3 separate regions of the Mus musculus genome follow, and all the other regions are linked to region 1. A link is a contact called in ENCODE Hi-C or POLR2A ChIA-PET data. All regions are on one chromosome and are shown on one strand. Each heading gives the region's core, a stretch centred on a gene start or an enhancer-like site at or near the end of the contact. The rest is flanking DNA. Distances are from core to core; before and after follow the strand shown. Region 1 holds the start of Ppp2r5a (protein phosphatase 2, regulatory subunit B', alpha). Region 2 has its middle 21 kb from the start of Nenf. Region 3 has its middle 7.6 kb from the start of Gm32334.

The links. A loop is a pair of places that touch in the nucleus more often than their neighbours do. ChIA-PET counts read pairs that join two places held with the same protein, here RNA polymerase II (POLR2A).
Region 2: POLR2A ChIA-PET joins it to region 1 with 12 read pairs in Patski. The contact joins the enhancer-like site here to the promoter of Ppp2r5a in region 1. POLR2A ChIA-PET finds 5 or more read pairs at or near these places in 2 of 5 experiments (Patski and embryonic stem cell).
Region 3: a map of heart shows a loop between it and region 1 (4-fold over the local background). The contact joins the enhancer-like site here to the promoter of Ppp2r5a in region 1. A Hi-C loop is called at or near these places in 5 of 37 maps with a recorded cell type or tissue (all heart). POLR2A ChIA-PET finds 5 or more read pairs at or near these places in 3 of 5 experiments (Patski and embryonic stem cell).

Annotation. Positions count from the first base shown.
Region 1 is chr1:191,394,989-191,399,648 of GRCm38, forward strand. It overlaps Ppp2r5a (protein phosphatase 2, regulatory subunit B', alpha), which reads right to left and starts at 2,053. Exons shown (of 13, transcript NM_144880.4): 1 at 1,248-2,053. The coding sequence starts at 1,428.
Region 2 is chr1:191,294,632-191,299,291 of GRCm38, forward strand. No RefSeq gene overlaps it. Among named protein-coding and RNA genes, the nearest start is that of Nenf, 21 kb to the right of the region's middle. Within about 2 kb of position 1,955, at least 2 of the 3 ENCODE cell types and tissues checked have a DNase peak (open chromatin) inside an H3K27ac peak, as active enhancers do.
Region 3 is chr1:191,492,565-191,497,224 of GRCm38, forward strand. No RefSeq gene overlaps it. Among named protein-coding and RNA genes, the nearest start is that of Gm32334, 7.6 kb to the left of the region's middle. Within about 2 kb of position 1,922, at least 2 of the 3 ENCODE cell types and tissues checked have a DNase peak (open chromatin) inside an H3K27ac peak, as active enhancers do; they include heart, where a contact is called at or near this core.

The DNA of each region.
Region 1 (4,660 bases), core at 803-3,302:
AACTAAAATTAACAGGATAAACTAATGAAAAACAAAGGATAAAATAACTCTTAATTAAGTATAAAAGCTTAAACCTCTGAGTAGCAATTCACTATCCTAACAGGTAGGACAGAGTTATTTTAGGCTATGGCTGCACTCCACTGACAGTGCTGTATCAATTTGAACAATTCTAGTATGGTAAAGAGCAATAAAGCAACAAATGAGACACCACACACCTAACATAAACTATTTTCAAAAGTCTGTGTGATTCTACCAGTGGTATATCCTTAATTCAGAAGCACCCCGAGAGGCAGATGTAGAGTTTAAATGGGGTTCCAAGCTGTTGCTGGTCAACTGTTGATTTGATCTAGGGTTTTCTTTACACTCCTTGCCAAACTAAGTCAGGATTCATAGACTCAAAGACAAATCACAACCAGATTGGCCTTGAAAGGGATGCTGGATCTTTGTCAAAAGAATTGAAAAATCTGCTGATCATTTATCTATTTTGGCATGAGCCTTTCTTTTATTTCTTGGCCTTGTGACTCATTCTCTAGGTTTCTATCAGGTTGCAAAGAATTTCTTAAATATCTAGGAACATAAACATCTTTTCCATTAATGACATCTAGCTCATAAAATGCAAAGACGTAAAATTATTAAATTAAAAGCCAGTAATTCTCAAAGAATAAGCAAGAACGCCAGTAAACAACTCATGAAAAGCCTCCAAACCGGGTGAGAAAAGAGAGCCAAAAGGAGTGCCAAGCACTCCTGCGAGGCATTAGGCACGGATACCAATCTGAATTACTTACAAAACCTTACAAAGTCCTTGGAAGCATAGCCGCGCTAACCAAGTTCCCGTTCCACGGCAAAGAAATTACTCTTCCTTCATAACCTCTCCAAAGACAATCGAGGTCTTCTGAGGTATAACATTTACGTCTAACGAGACAGTAAGATCTGTCACCTGGTCCCGGTTTTAAGCTAGTTCTATATAGCTACGTCTAAAGGCCAGCTAACTCGGCAGCAGTTTGTTTGGACCCTGGATGTGACAACTGAGGGACAAACAGAGAAAGAGAAGAACTAGCTAAGCTTGGAGAAAACCAGGGTTGAGGCTCAGCGAGGCAGGGAGTCGAAAGACTGGACGAGGGAAGGGAGCGCAGGTACCTCTGGGGACCCTGAAATCGCCAAGGCAAGGGCAGGCGGGGCAAGCGCGCAGGTGGGAAGGGGAGTAGGGCTTGCCCCGGGAGCGCGGGCCAGGGGCGGCCGGGGGTTACCTTTGAGCTGGGGCAGGGGGTGCAGCTCCGCCTGGCTGCCCTGGCTGCGGAACTGCGACGAGCCCTGAGAGCGCTTCTGCCTCTGCGCCTTGCGCACCGATTTCCGGGTGAAGCCGTCCACTTTCTCCGAGGCCGAGATGGCGGCGCAGGCAACTGGTGCGGGCGGCGACGGCGACGACATCTCGGCGACCCGGGCGATCGGCGCCTCCCGCGGCGGCTGGCCCGGGCAATCGGCGGGGGACGGGCACGGCGGGCCTGCGCCCCTGCGCCCCGGGCCCCGGCCGCGCCGCCCTCGCGCTCCGCGAGCTGCTCCTCACCCGACAGCGCCTCACGGCCGCATCCCCGCGCCGCGCGGCCGCCTCCCGGGGCTGGCGGAGGGGAGGGCGGGGGCGCGCGGGCCGCACAAGTTGCTGACGCCCGGCGACGAGGGCGGGCGGAGGCGAGCCCGAAGTTTGGACGGCTGGGGCGAGCGCGCGGGTGCGGACGCCGGGCGCGCCTCGCGGCCCCTTAGCGCGCGGAGTCCGGACAGGTCTTCAGCGGCTGCCGCCCGCGCTGTCCGCCCGGCCGGGAGCCTCCTCCCGGGGCGCTTCCATCGCGGGTCCGCGCGAGCCGCTGCCGAGCGCTCGTTCTCCTGTCAGCGATGGCCCCTCATCGCCCGGGGCGGCCACCCGTACCCCGATCCTTGGATCCTTGGATCCCTGGAGCGTCGCCCTCGCTCAGCCTCCCGCGCCCACCGGCCGCCCACGGAGCACGCCCGGGAAGCAACTGCTACAACTTGAGAGGGTGGCTGGTTCGGGTGAGGGGGGACTCGGTGCGCGTGCGTGCGCGCTCCCGCGGCCCGGGGGAGGTCCTCGCGGGGGGTGGAGGAAGGAGTTTGACTGACAACTTCCGCGGGGTCCCACTAGCCTCCGGAGTCTCCGGAGGGGGCCGGGGCGGGAAAGCATGCCAGTGCCCTCGGCCAATCGCAGGGCTAAGCGGCAGACGGGGGTGGGGGCGTGGCCTCCCGGCTGTCTATCAAGAGTCCATAGCTGGGTGGGAGGGAGGGGCTACGTGACAGACGCGGGCCACAACCAATCGCAAGTGAAGGCAGTGAGCGGGGTGCCTTGTGCGTCACAACTGTAAAGGAAAGCTCTCGGGAGGGAGAAAGGGGAAACGCCGCGCCGCTGTCGGCTCTTGTGTACGCCTGCGCTAGGCTCCAGGCTGGGATTGTTCTCCAGACAGCGCGTTAAGAGGGAAACTACACAGGCAGCTCAGAAAGCAGAAGAGCGTCCTCCCTCTCTTTGCGCCCTGCTTACCAATGAGAACATGAAGCGAGGGCCGGGGTGCCCAAGAACACCAAGCATTGCGTCAGTCGAACGGGGGCGGGGCCAAGGTCGTGTCAGAGCAACGTGATTGACAGGCGAAGGAGCCCCGGGAGAGAAATGAGCTTGTCCAATCGGAGCGCGGGGCTACGTTCTTGGGCGGGCCTTCTCCTCTCCGGTCCTAAACCGCGTAATTGGTGGTTGGGGAGTCCATTTGTAGCTCCCGAGGTCTTGGCGCCGCGGTTCGCTGATCGCTGATCTCGCGTGGGGTTTGGGCAAGCTCGTCTCTACCACTTCAGAGAGCTCTGCAAGTCTAGGCCCTCTGAAAAGAAGTTTCCCGTTTCGAACTTAGCCCAAGTTTAACCTCTTCTGCTGAGGCCCTTCAGTCATCTGTAGTCAAGTTCAGATTAGCTGATTTGGGGAATCTCTTCCTAAGAGATTCCGTCTAAGTTTTATATTTAAAGCCAAGAACTGCTCATGTTAGCTTTGGGCATCCGTATGATGCTTCAACAGAAAGTGATCCCGCCTGCCCATAGTGCCCCCTTTGCTCTGCAGTCTCTTCTGCAAGTCCCACACCTTTTCCTTTTGACATAAAAACGGAGGTTAAGTAGGCTGGCCTAATGCTTGAGGAGGATCGAGAAGTATGCAAAAGTAGAGTTCTAAACCTACACTCAAAACATTTGCTTAACCAAATTATATAACAACAGAAGAATGTATAACGGAAATATGGTGTGTATACACATATTTTTCCACCATAAAGAACGAAATAACATGTAGGAAAATAGGTCCAACTGGAGATAATCATATTAGGCTGAATAAGCCAGTTTCAAAAACATAAATATCTTGTTTCCTTTTGCTTGCGATTCCTAGATTTTACATAGGTACATTAAATCAAGAATTTGCGAAATAAAAGCTAAGCATAAGAAGTTGTCCAAGGGAATTAAAGGGATTAATGGAAGGGGAATATGTTTGATGTACAGAAAAGACTTGTATGAAATTTCTAATATAAAATTAAATATAAAAAATAAAAAGTTGTATACAGCCTTCCCAGTCAAAGAGGCTCAGATTGCAACAACAACTAAAAGACCTTTCTCATCCAATCAGATTAAGTTGACTAGCTCATAATGTTCAAAGCTTTTTATTTTAACAATTTGCAAATGATCCACCCATCATAATTCAAGGGTTTCAAGATCACTGCCAGCTGGCCTTTCAAAAGGCCATTTTTACATATATTTCCAGATTATAATATAATTAGATCATTTCTCCCTTCCCTCCAAACCATCGTTCTTGCATCTTTCAAATTCATAGTCTCTTTTTCTTTAATTGTTTATGTATGTATATATGTATGTATGTATGTATAGAAAGATAGATATATTGCTAAGTATATAAATAAAACCTCTATCCTTATAATGTTACCTGTATGTGTATGTTTCAGGGGTGACCATTTGGGATTAGATAACCACTTAGTGTGCTCTTCCCTGGGAAAGACTGTCTCTCCAGTTCTCAGCTTTTCCTTAGTTGCATGTAGTTCTTTGTCTTATTGCCTGGTACCTACAGAATAGAGTTCAAATTCAGTCTGACTCCTGACTTGCCAGGCACAAACCCCACTAAGAATACTTTCTTCTCTTCTTCCTCCCCTTCTTCTTCTAGTTAAGGTACAGTATTCCACAAAGTGGTCATTCTTTCTTGATACTTACAGTTGTCCCAACATCTTGAAATGATCCATCTCATCCCCGTTTGTTGAACCCTGTTTTTTCTTCCGAGCCCAGATACACACCTACCCTCTGTGGAGCTATTCACACTTATCTGTCCTGAATGGATGCCTCCCTTGGTGTTCTGATTGTATGTATTATTCATATCCTTCACAGGACCTGCCACCCCAGATGGCAGTGTGCTCCTTCTCTGAAGATTTGGAAGCACCAAGAAAGCAGGAACTGGATTACTTAACTGCACTTAGCATCTACTGAAATAGATAGGCAGGATTGAACAATATAATTTTCAGCTATCAATAGCTTCTGAAAGTGTGGTTACCGAATTCCTTATTTCAAAAAAAAAATATTCGAGGCTATTATTTGACACACAGAATCCTGGACCTCTAGTCTGATGCAGAAT
Region 2 (4,660 bases), core at 705-3,204, 100 kb before region 1:
CCTCTCCCTCCTCCCTCCTCCCTCTCATCTCCCTCTTCCCTCCTCCCTCTTCTCTCCTTCCTCCCTCTTTCCTCTTCCTTCTTCCCTCCTCTCTTCTTTCTCCTCCCTCTTCCCTCCTCTCCCTCCCTCCCTCCCTCCCTCCTCCCTCTCCTGTCCTTCTCCTCTCTCCTCATTCTTCTCCTTTCCCTCTCCCTCCTCCCTTTGTTCTCCTCTTCTCACTCAACCCCCATCCCTTCTGCAACCAGGTCTCATGAAGTTTGGCCTATAACTTATTAGGCCATAAAAGATGACCTCAAACTCTTAACCCTCAGGCCTCCACCTCCAGAGAGCTATGATTGCAGGCATGTGCCACCACACACCAGGCATGCTAGGTGTTAGAAACAAACAATCTGGGTGTTGCACGGGGGAACACAGAAACAAAGCAAATGTATCTTGGTAACATAATTCTTTTTAAAAACTATTTCATTGTATGTGTGTGGATGCTGTGTCTGCATGCATGTATGTGCACCACATTCATGCTTGATTCCTGTGAAGACCAGAAGAGGCCATCAGATCCCCTGAAACGTGTGTTACACACAGTTGAGAACTACTGTGTGGGTGCTGGGAATCAAACCCAAGTCTCTGTAAGAGCAACAAATGCTCTTAACCACGGACCCATCTCTCCAGCCCTAAGGGTTTTTGTTAAAAGGGTGTGCCAGAATCCAAACCAACAGGACTCCTGCCTTTATCCCTAAAGTAGTCGGTAGCTGTGTTTCATCCATTAATGGGTGCTCAACTTCACAGGCTGACATGATTGGCTAATTGGTGAAAGGAGGAAGGAGAAGGCCAGGAAATGACTTCCTGCTTGGCTGCCTAGCTTTGACTTAACAAAACAAGTTTCTCATAGGCAAGCCCTCTACCAACTGCTCTCTTCTCTCTCTCTCTCTCTCTCTCTCTCTCTCTCTCTCTCTCTCTCTCTCCCTCCCTCTCCCTCTCTGTCTCCTTTCCTCTCTCTCCCCTCTCTCTCTTCCTCTCTCTCCCTCTCTTCTTCCCTCCCTCTCTCTCCTTCCCTCCCTCTCCCTTCCCTTCTCTCCCTCTCTCTTTTCACACATGTGCACACACACACATACACATACAGTCCTTCCAACAAGGAGAGAGGAGAGAGAGAGAGATCAAATAAGTTTTCATTAACCCAGAGAAAAAGATGTCTATCCAAAGGAGACAATGGCAGCTTGGCCCCTGCCCTTCAGTTCATTCCATGTTGCTCAGCCTGGTGCCAGCTCACTTCTCCACATTCTTTCTGCAACCTCCCACCTCCCTGTAAACACCCTGCAAACGCCACTGACAGCACTCGGATCCATCAGTCCAGCTCAGCTCCATGCCTTGCTTATCTAGGAAGACAGTTCTGCTCCAAACACATGCTTATAAAACTAAATAATACAGTCTTGCTCCCAGGCTTGATGTTGCTCCTGGCTGAGCATTATTTCAGAATCTGTCAATGGAGCCCACGTGCAACAAATGCATTCTTTTATGTACTTAGAGTTGGAGACAGGGAGTGCCCTGTGGGATTGCACAGATGTGCCTGTGGGTAGAAGGGATGTGAGCCACTTCTTCACCTTTCCCTGGGTTAGATGACTTCTGCTGGCCCTTATGGAAGAGAGGGTGGGAGAGGGACTGGTGAGATCATGGGAGACAGTCGGAAGAACGTGGAAAGAACTGCCTGCCCCAAACTCCTGCCACGGCGCTGCAAACTCTTTCTTTTCACACCTAAGCAGGCCACTCACATGCCATGTTCCTCTCCCCACTTGCCACCCGCTTCTTTTCTGTCTCTCAGGGGACATTTTCCAGGCCAGCACTACTGAGTCCCCGGGTATGGAAGGCACCCCATTCTGAGCCTCCTGCTCCTGGGTTAAGCAGGCTGTGCTGGCTTTGCTCCCCTGGAGGGAATCTGGAGCATGCCCTTGCCTTGGATTCAGCCCGGGAGCTTGGCAGAAGAATGTGGGTTGTGTCCAGCAGAGAAGCCCAGCCTTTCCTGGAGCCATCCCAGGTATCCAGGGTATCCACTGCATTCTCAACAAACCCTAGACACCCACACAGAGCAGAGTGGGAGATAACCGCTGAGTGAATCCCACCCACAGCTGACGATAGCTCTCCAGCTCCCCTTTGCTCAGAAGGGCCAATCTGAGAGCTGTGAAGTGCTGGCACCCTCCAGAGCACCGGAAGCTGGATAGAGCCAGGGCAGCACTGGGTGTCCACAGCATGGAACATTTTCAAATCACACTGACAACTTCAGAGTATAGCCCCAATGGAGTATCTATCGGTGGTGCCTCCATGTTGTGGAGACAGAAACTAAGTCCTTCCTCAAGGGTCCTAGGGCTGGTGAGTGGAAGTAGGTCACAGACTGTGCCTGGTGTGTATGGGTCACCTGGATCTGTGTTCCTTAGTCAGGCAGGACAGGGCATCATCGGGGTCTCTAGTCTCTTAGCCTGCCCATGTGACTCCCTCAAGAACTGACAACCCAGAGCAACCTTGGGCAATCAATGCCTTCCCCACTCCCCACTGTCAGTCAGCAGGCAGAGGGCTCAGGCCACAGACCTTGAAGGCAATCGTGGCTCCTGCCCCAGGTGCAAGACATAGACAGACAGACAGACAGATACACAGACACGCACACACACACCGATACAAGTACAGGCACACAGACAAACAGAGACAGACATACAGACACACTCACAAACACATACATACACATACTCAGACATATACACAGACACACACACACAATGACGTTTTGATAACAGAAGACTTCAGGTTCTGTTAGCCTAAGGTGTCTTCCTCTCAGAGGTCACAGAGGCAGCCTGATCTAGTCAACAGAGCTACTCAGACATAGGTTTTGGTGGCAGGCCAGGTCTTCAAGGTAGCTTTTCACCTACAGGCCTGAGTAGGTCCCCTGAGAGACCTCTGCTCGAAGCAATTTGAAAGCCATGCCCCAGTTCTCTCGGTTGCTTGTCTAGGCCTGGCAGGCCTTCCAATCCCACTCTGGTTGGCCTTCTTGACTAAACCAGAGCTCACTGAGTGGCTAGACTAGCTAGCCAATGAGCAATGAGGTCCCAGATTCTATTATCTATATGTATGTGTTTATGATATATATGATATACAATATATGTAATATTGTATGTTGATTGTTGGGGACTGAGGTTCCACCTCAGGTCCTTGTGTTTGCACAACGAGCTTTTTGTCCACTGAGCATTTCTTCAGCCCCAGGGTTTTTCTTCCTTAACTGTAACTTTACTGATAAGCCAGAGCTTGTAAAAGTGAGCACCCTGGGGCCTGTGGTAGGCAGTATACCATGGCAGGGATGCACAATGGAGCAAAGCCACTCTCTTATGGCTGGGGATGGGGAAAATATCTTACAGTCCCTTTAGGGCATGACTCAGTGACCTAAAGACTCCAAAAAGTTCCACAACTCTCCAGTGGTTCCCAAGGCTGTGATCCAAGCATCCAATACACGGGCTCTGAGCCTATGAGCAGTCACTTTTCAAAAGGCCGGTCCCACCTACTACCAGCTGGGCTCTCCAGGCCACACCAGAGACTCCTAAGGACTGCCCTCGGCATCAGGACCCTCTGCTTTCTCAGGGAGGGCTCAAGCGGAGGTTTGCTGGAATAGAGGAGGAATATGCTGTGCCTGTTGTCCCTGTATCTCTCCAGATGTAGCACAGGCCACTGTGTCCAAGGCTGAGTCAACCCACTACTCAGAAATCAACTCCTATGAGAAAACCAGATTCCAAATCCTGAACCAGGACCTGGGGCAGGAGGATTTCCAAGATCAGAGAAGACTTGAGAGCTGCCCAGAGCCTACAGTATCTGTGCTGCCTGCCTGGTTCCAAGGCTTTGGTGGCACCAGCTGTCCCAAATCCCCAGGGGCAGAACATCACAGTCCTCAGTACCTTGCACACCCTTGCAATGTCCACCTCCCGTTGCTGGGAGGCCAACACACAGACAGAGACAGACCGCTTACATGCGCCCACCCTTGGTACTCAGAGATGCCTGCCATAAGTATAAGCTTACTCGGGTGTCAAAAGTTCCTTGTGATCCTCTCCCAACACTTCACCCCCTGGGACTCATCAAGAACAAGCACGGAGAAGCATGCAGCAGAGCCGTGCTTGCTGGGGTTGGGGTGAGAAATGGGAAACAACGGGAATAAAGTTTTTGTCATAAAAAGGAGATAAATGCAGAGATCTGCTGTGCAGAGCAGCACCTGCCATGAACCATGTGTGCTGAGGGGAGTAGAAACAGGAGGATCAGGGCTATCCTTGGCTACATATTGATTTCAAGGCCAGCCTGGGCTACTCGAGACCTTGTATCAAACCCCCAAACAACTCTATATCATGCTGTTCTTTATGGTGATGGTTTCCTCACTGTGCGTCACACACAGAGGCCACAAACATGTTTGAGGGAGTTGACAAGTAGATTGTATCATAGGTGTGATGGCTAGTCCTGTGGACTGACAGGACCTGCAATCACCCTGGAGACAGACCTCTGGGCGTGTCTGTGGGGTAACTGAGGCAGAAGGACGCCCTAAATGTGGTTGTGTCAATCCATGCGCTGAGCTGTAGCACAGTAAGTCCCCACATGGGAGGCCAGGCCCTGGCTCTGCTGCACACTGACCCTTCGCTGTGCCTTG
Region 3 (4,660 bases), core at 672-3,171, 97 kb after region 1:
AGAGAGTCTCTGTGTGTGTGAGTGTGTATCTGTGTATGTATATGTGTGTCTGTGTGTGTGCATGTGTGTGAGTATGTGTGTTTGTACATCTGGCTGTATAAGGATGTCTATGTATGTCTGTCTGTGAGTATGTGTGTATGTGTGCTTGTGTGAGTGTGAGTGTGTGTGTGTGTGTGTGTGTGTGTGTGTGTTTGTGATTCATTACATAGGACCTTAAATGCCACCGCAAGATCTTTGGGTTTTACTCTGAATGAAATGGGAAAGCATTTTTTTTCATAGTCTTAAACAAATACTAATTTTAATTAACTTTGTCACAATACAGCTTAAATATGGTTCTTGCCAGTCTAAATGTACTCTGTGAGCTTTGGCAAGTGTCTAGCTACATGGAAGCACTGTCATCATCCAGAACATCTCCACTGCTTCCTCTGGAGGATGGAAACTGAGAGGTGGCTTGGAAGATTGTGGCAAGAGTCTTGGTGACAGAAAATGATGGCTAGCCTGGGAGAACATGAAGCTGGAAACAGATTCTGGGTGTAAACTGATAGTAGAGCCAACAGGGATTTCTGGCAGTTTGGCTATAAGTTGTGAAGGGGAAAGTCACATGTGACTTCAAGGTTTGGCCCAAGGACTAGGGCTGTCACTGATGGAATAGAGGTGTGTGTGTGTGTGTGTGTGTGTGTGTGTGTGTGTGTGTGTGTAGCAGACAGGAGTATGGATGGAACGGAGGGGTGTGGAGAGAGCAGACATGGCAGCAGAGTCTCAGTCTCAGATGCCTCCAGTTTAAGATTCTAAATGACATTTACTTGAGGATGGAGAATAAACAGTTCTGAAATGCCCAGCTTATTGGAACAACCCAACTCAGGAGAGTTCTGAGTGAGGAGACTTAGGAGTGTGCACACGATCCAACATAAGCTTCAGCGTTTCCAACGAGAAGTCTGATTTCCTGGATTCTCCATGATGGAAACATTCAGAAATATTTCTAGGATTTGCATGTGGCCACAGGACCTCATAAGTATTCCTCACAACCCGACTAGCTGTGATCTTGAATCTGCTTTTCCTGAGTCAGCACACTTTACCATAACCAGCCAGCCCAGACCTCAGTGCTCATGGAGATAAAGACCACAGAGCCACAGAGTCAAGGGCTTAAAGATAGCAGAAAGGTCACCCCACCCCACACTCACACTAACAGTACAGCTAAGAGCTCGTTAGTATCATCAGAAGGGAAGTATCTCCCACTTCCAAGGGCTCTCTCTTCCCTGGATGGAAGGCTCCATTAGAGAGTTCTCTCTTGCGTGACGCACAAACCTACCTCGCTGTTGTTCCTCTGTTTGCATCTAAGATACCGGAATAAATAAACGCTGAGCTATGTTTAGTGACTAAGACACAATGTGCAAGAGTGTTGACTGGACCACAGAGCTCTTGGCTTTCAGTACTTTGTGGGACCTGTCAAATGGTTTAGGTTTCAAAACTTAAAACTCTTGGCTTCACTAACCCCCAACCCCAATCTCTCAGTCGAGAGGTTTCCTGAATGTTGGAAGGGAAAGTAAACCAAACGGGCGTTTGTTTCTCATCAGTGAAAGCAAAGAGCTTGGGAGAGGTGCACTGACCTATTTTTGTCCTTGTGTGGTGGAGGGTTGCCAAGAACAAGCAAAGGCGTTTTCCTGTGGTCAACACCAGAGTTCAGAGATCAGGATGGTGGTGCTGGGCCTTGAGGCTGAAGAAGGAAGATTCAGGAATAAGATTCAGACTCTGGGAGCCATCAGGTCTGTCTTAGATCCACATTCAAGACACCTTAGCCTTCATATCCCTGAATCCTCTTCTGCCTGGGCCAACATTGTTCTGCTAGTAGAAAGCAGACAACAAGTCTATGTGCAGGTTTCTCAGCACCTCCAGAGCTCTGTGGGATGCTGTGACTGCTGGTATTTGTTCTGAGTCCCAAATGCAGGCCGCTGGCTCCTTTTGGCTACATTCCTAGGGTGGCAAGGCATTCGGTGTTATGGCACAGAAGACAAAGGGGTGGAGTTAACACAAAGCATTTGAGGACTGTCCCAGATTCAAAGGTTGAAGACAGTTCAGGGGAACACTGACTTCACAGACCCAGAGATCTGGGTTCCAAACTTTGCCTGTGGGACCCAGGAGAACAGGGATCCAGTGACAGCAATTTGGGTGATAAATCACCAGGAGGTCCTGGATTCTTCTGCACTTGCATTTTCTTTGATGATCCATCCCAAGTGTGAATTCAAAGTGCATTAAAAAAAAAAACTAATATTTTTAATGCAGATGTCAAAAATCAACATAAAATACAGATTTTTCAGTAAGTCTGAGATGACTCAGAAAGCTTGAACCTCCCCCCCCCAACCCCCCATGGCTGCAGAGCCCTTCTGCTTAACAGAAGGGATGGGGCAGATACTCAGCTGCTAACCTCTGAACGCCCTGCCCTCGCTCCAAGGACTGTATTGACACCCTTTTCTCATCTACACGGACAACTTAACACTTGATTACCAGCCTGTCCCTTAGCAACCGAAGGGAGCGAGTGGCCGATATGTCCTGTGCTTGTGATCACTCAATAAAAGCCAGGCGATTATGTAACCCACCTGAGTGTGCCTCCCATGGGGCATGCAGTTGGGGTGCCCCCACACACACCTGCTAATCTGGCCTCTCCTCCCTCAGCAAGCTTCCTGCTTGGCCCTAGTGGGTGCTCTGGGCGCCAGTCTGACTTTCTTGGATTTGCTTTCTATTCTTTTGGCAGGCTCTGGAGCAGGTGCGATTGATTCCTTTTGTGTTTGTTTAGAAATGCTCTTGACCCGCTGTGAGGACTCAGGCCTCCCTTAGGGTGGTTTGGTTTGCTTCCGTTCCTTTGTGGCTGTGTTTACAACGGTGTTTATTTGGTGCGGTTTCTTGGAACTGAAATGTGTATTCTCTGGAGACATGAACACTGGGTAGACATAATGACATTCCTTGGATTTGGAGGGTCCCCAGAATGTAGTAATCTCTCTCCAGGCACTAGAACTACACAGAATGGATAGGGCTTTATTATTGAAACTACAGCAAGGGCCGTAGCATGGCTCAGCCAAGAAGGGGGCTTGCTGCCAACCTGATGTTCTGAGATCAATCCCCAGAACCCACATGGGAGAAACAGAATGGACTCTTGCGAGTTGTTCTTTGGCCACATGAGTGCTGTGGCCCACATACCCACATCCACATAAAATAACTAAATGTAAAAAAAAAAAAAGTTGTTATTCAGAAAAAAATTTTTTTGAGAGAGGGTCTCAGGCTGTCCTTGAACTCCTGATTCTGCCTCACTGTTCTTATATTACATGTAAGTCCTGGACTATGGGTGTGTGCACCGTGCCTAGTTTATGTGGTGCTAGGGACTGAGCCTAGAGCTTCATGCATGTTAGATAAGCACTCTACTGATTGAGCTACATCTCTAGCCCCTGGAAGAGCATCAAACAAGCCAAGCGCTGCACTAATGCAGAAAAGAATTAACCAGCCGCGTCCAGCCCAGCCCAGACGACTTTGTCACCTCCTCACACCATCTATACAGCACAGCCAAAGTGGATTTACCATCATTGGCAACTTGACGACACGCTACAATGCAGCTTACAATTGTCAGTAACTCCTGCTCCAGGGGTCTTACACCCTCACACAGACATACCTTCAACACAAATGTACGTAAAATAAAAATAAGTAAATTACATAATCACCGTAGAAACAGACCTCCATGTGCTCCCATGAGGGTGTTTCTAGGAATCTTTAACTGAAGAGAGAGGACATATCCCAAATGTAGGCAACACCACACCTCGAGCTGGGGTCCCAACCTGAAGAACAAAGAAAAAGCAAGCTAAGCACCCACACTCCCTTCTCTGCTTGCTTCTGTGGTTACAATGAGACCAGCCTCCTTGATCTCTTGGGGCCATGCCTGTCCTGAGCTATGCACCTTGGAACTGGGAGCCTCCGTCCTCCTTAAGTTGCTATTGTCAGGAATCCAGTCACACCAAGGAAAAGAAGAATGACTGATCAGGCAGTTTGCCTCTCATTTGTTCATGCTTCCAGATTTTGAATGCTTAATATCACTAGTATTCAATATTTAGCTTTATTAGGCTAAGGTGTTGCTGGGTAAAATCCCTGTCTCAGGAGTTCATAGTTTGGGAATTAAGCAAAATCAGAAACATAAAACTGTCCTATTTCAAGTTCAGTTTGGAAGGAAGGAAATAGACTTCTCCCATGGGTTTAAGCAGTGAAGTCAAAATCTAACAAAAGGGCACAGACAGGAGCATAAGAACTAAAGTTGCTTCAGATGAGTCACCCATTCAGCCAACATTTGCTGACTGCTCCCTTAAGGCCTGTGGCAGGCTGGGAACAGACAGTTTCTGGGTTTTGCTTTTGTTTGTTTGTTTGTTTGTTTGTTTGTTTTAGAGGCAGGGTTTCTCGGTGTTGCCCTGGCTGTCCTGGAACTCACTCTGTAGACCAGGTTGACCTTGAACTTGGAGCTCTGCCTGCCTCTGCCTCCTGAGTGCTGGGGTTAAACACTTTCCATTTTTATGGAGCAGCGTTCAGAAGAGTGGGCTTCAGACAGTGAGAGGGAGATTGCAACCTGGACCTACTGCTGCTGATTCTGTGCATGAGCGAGCTGCTGGCCTTCTCTGAGCCTCACAGT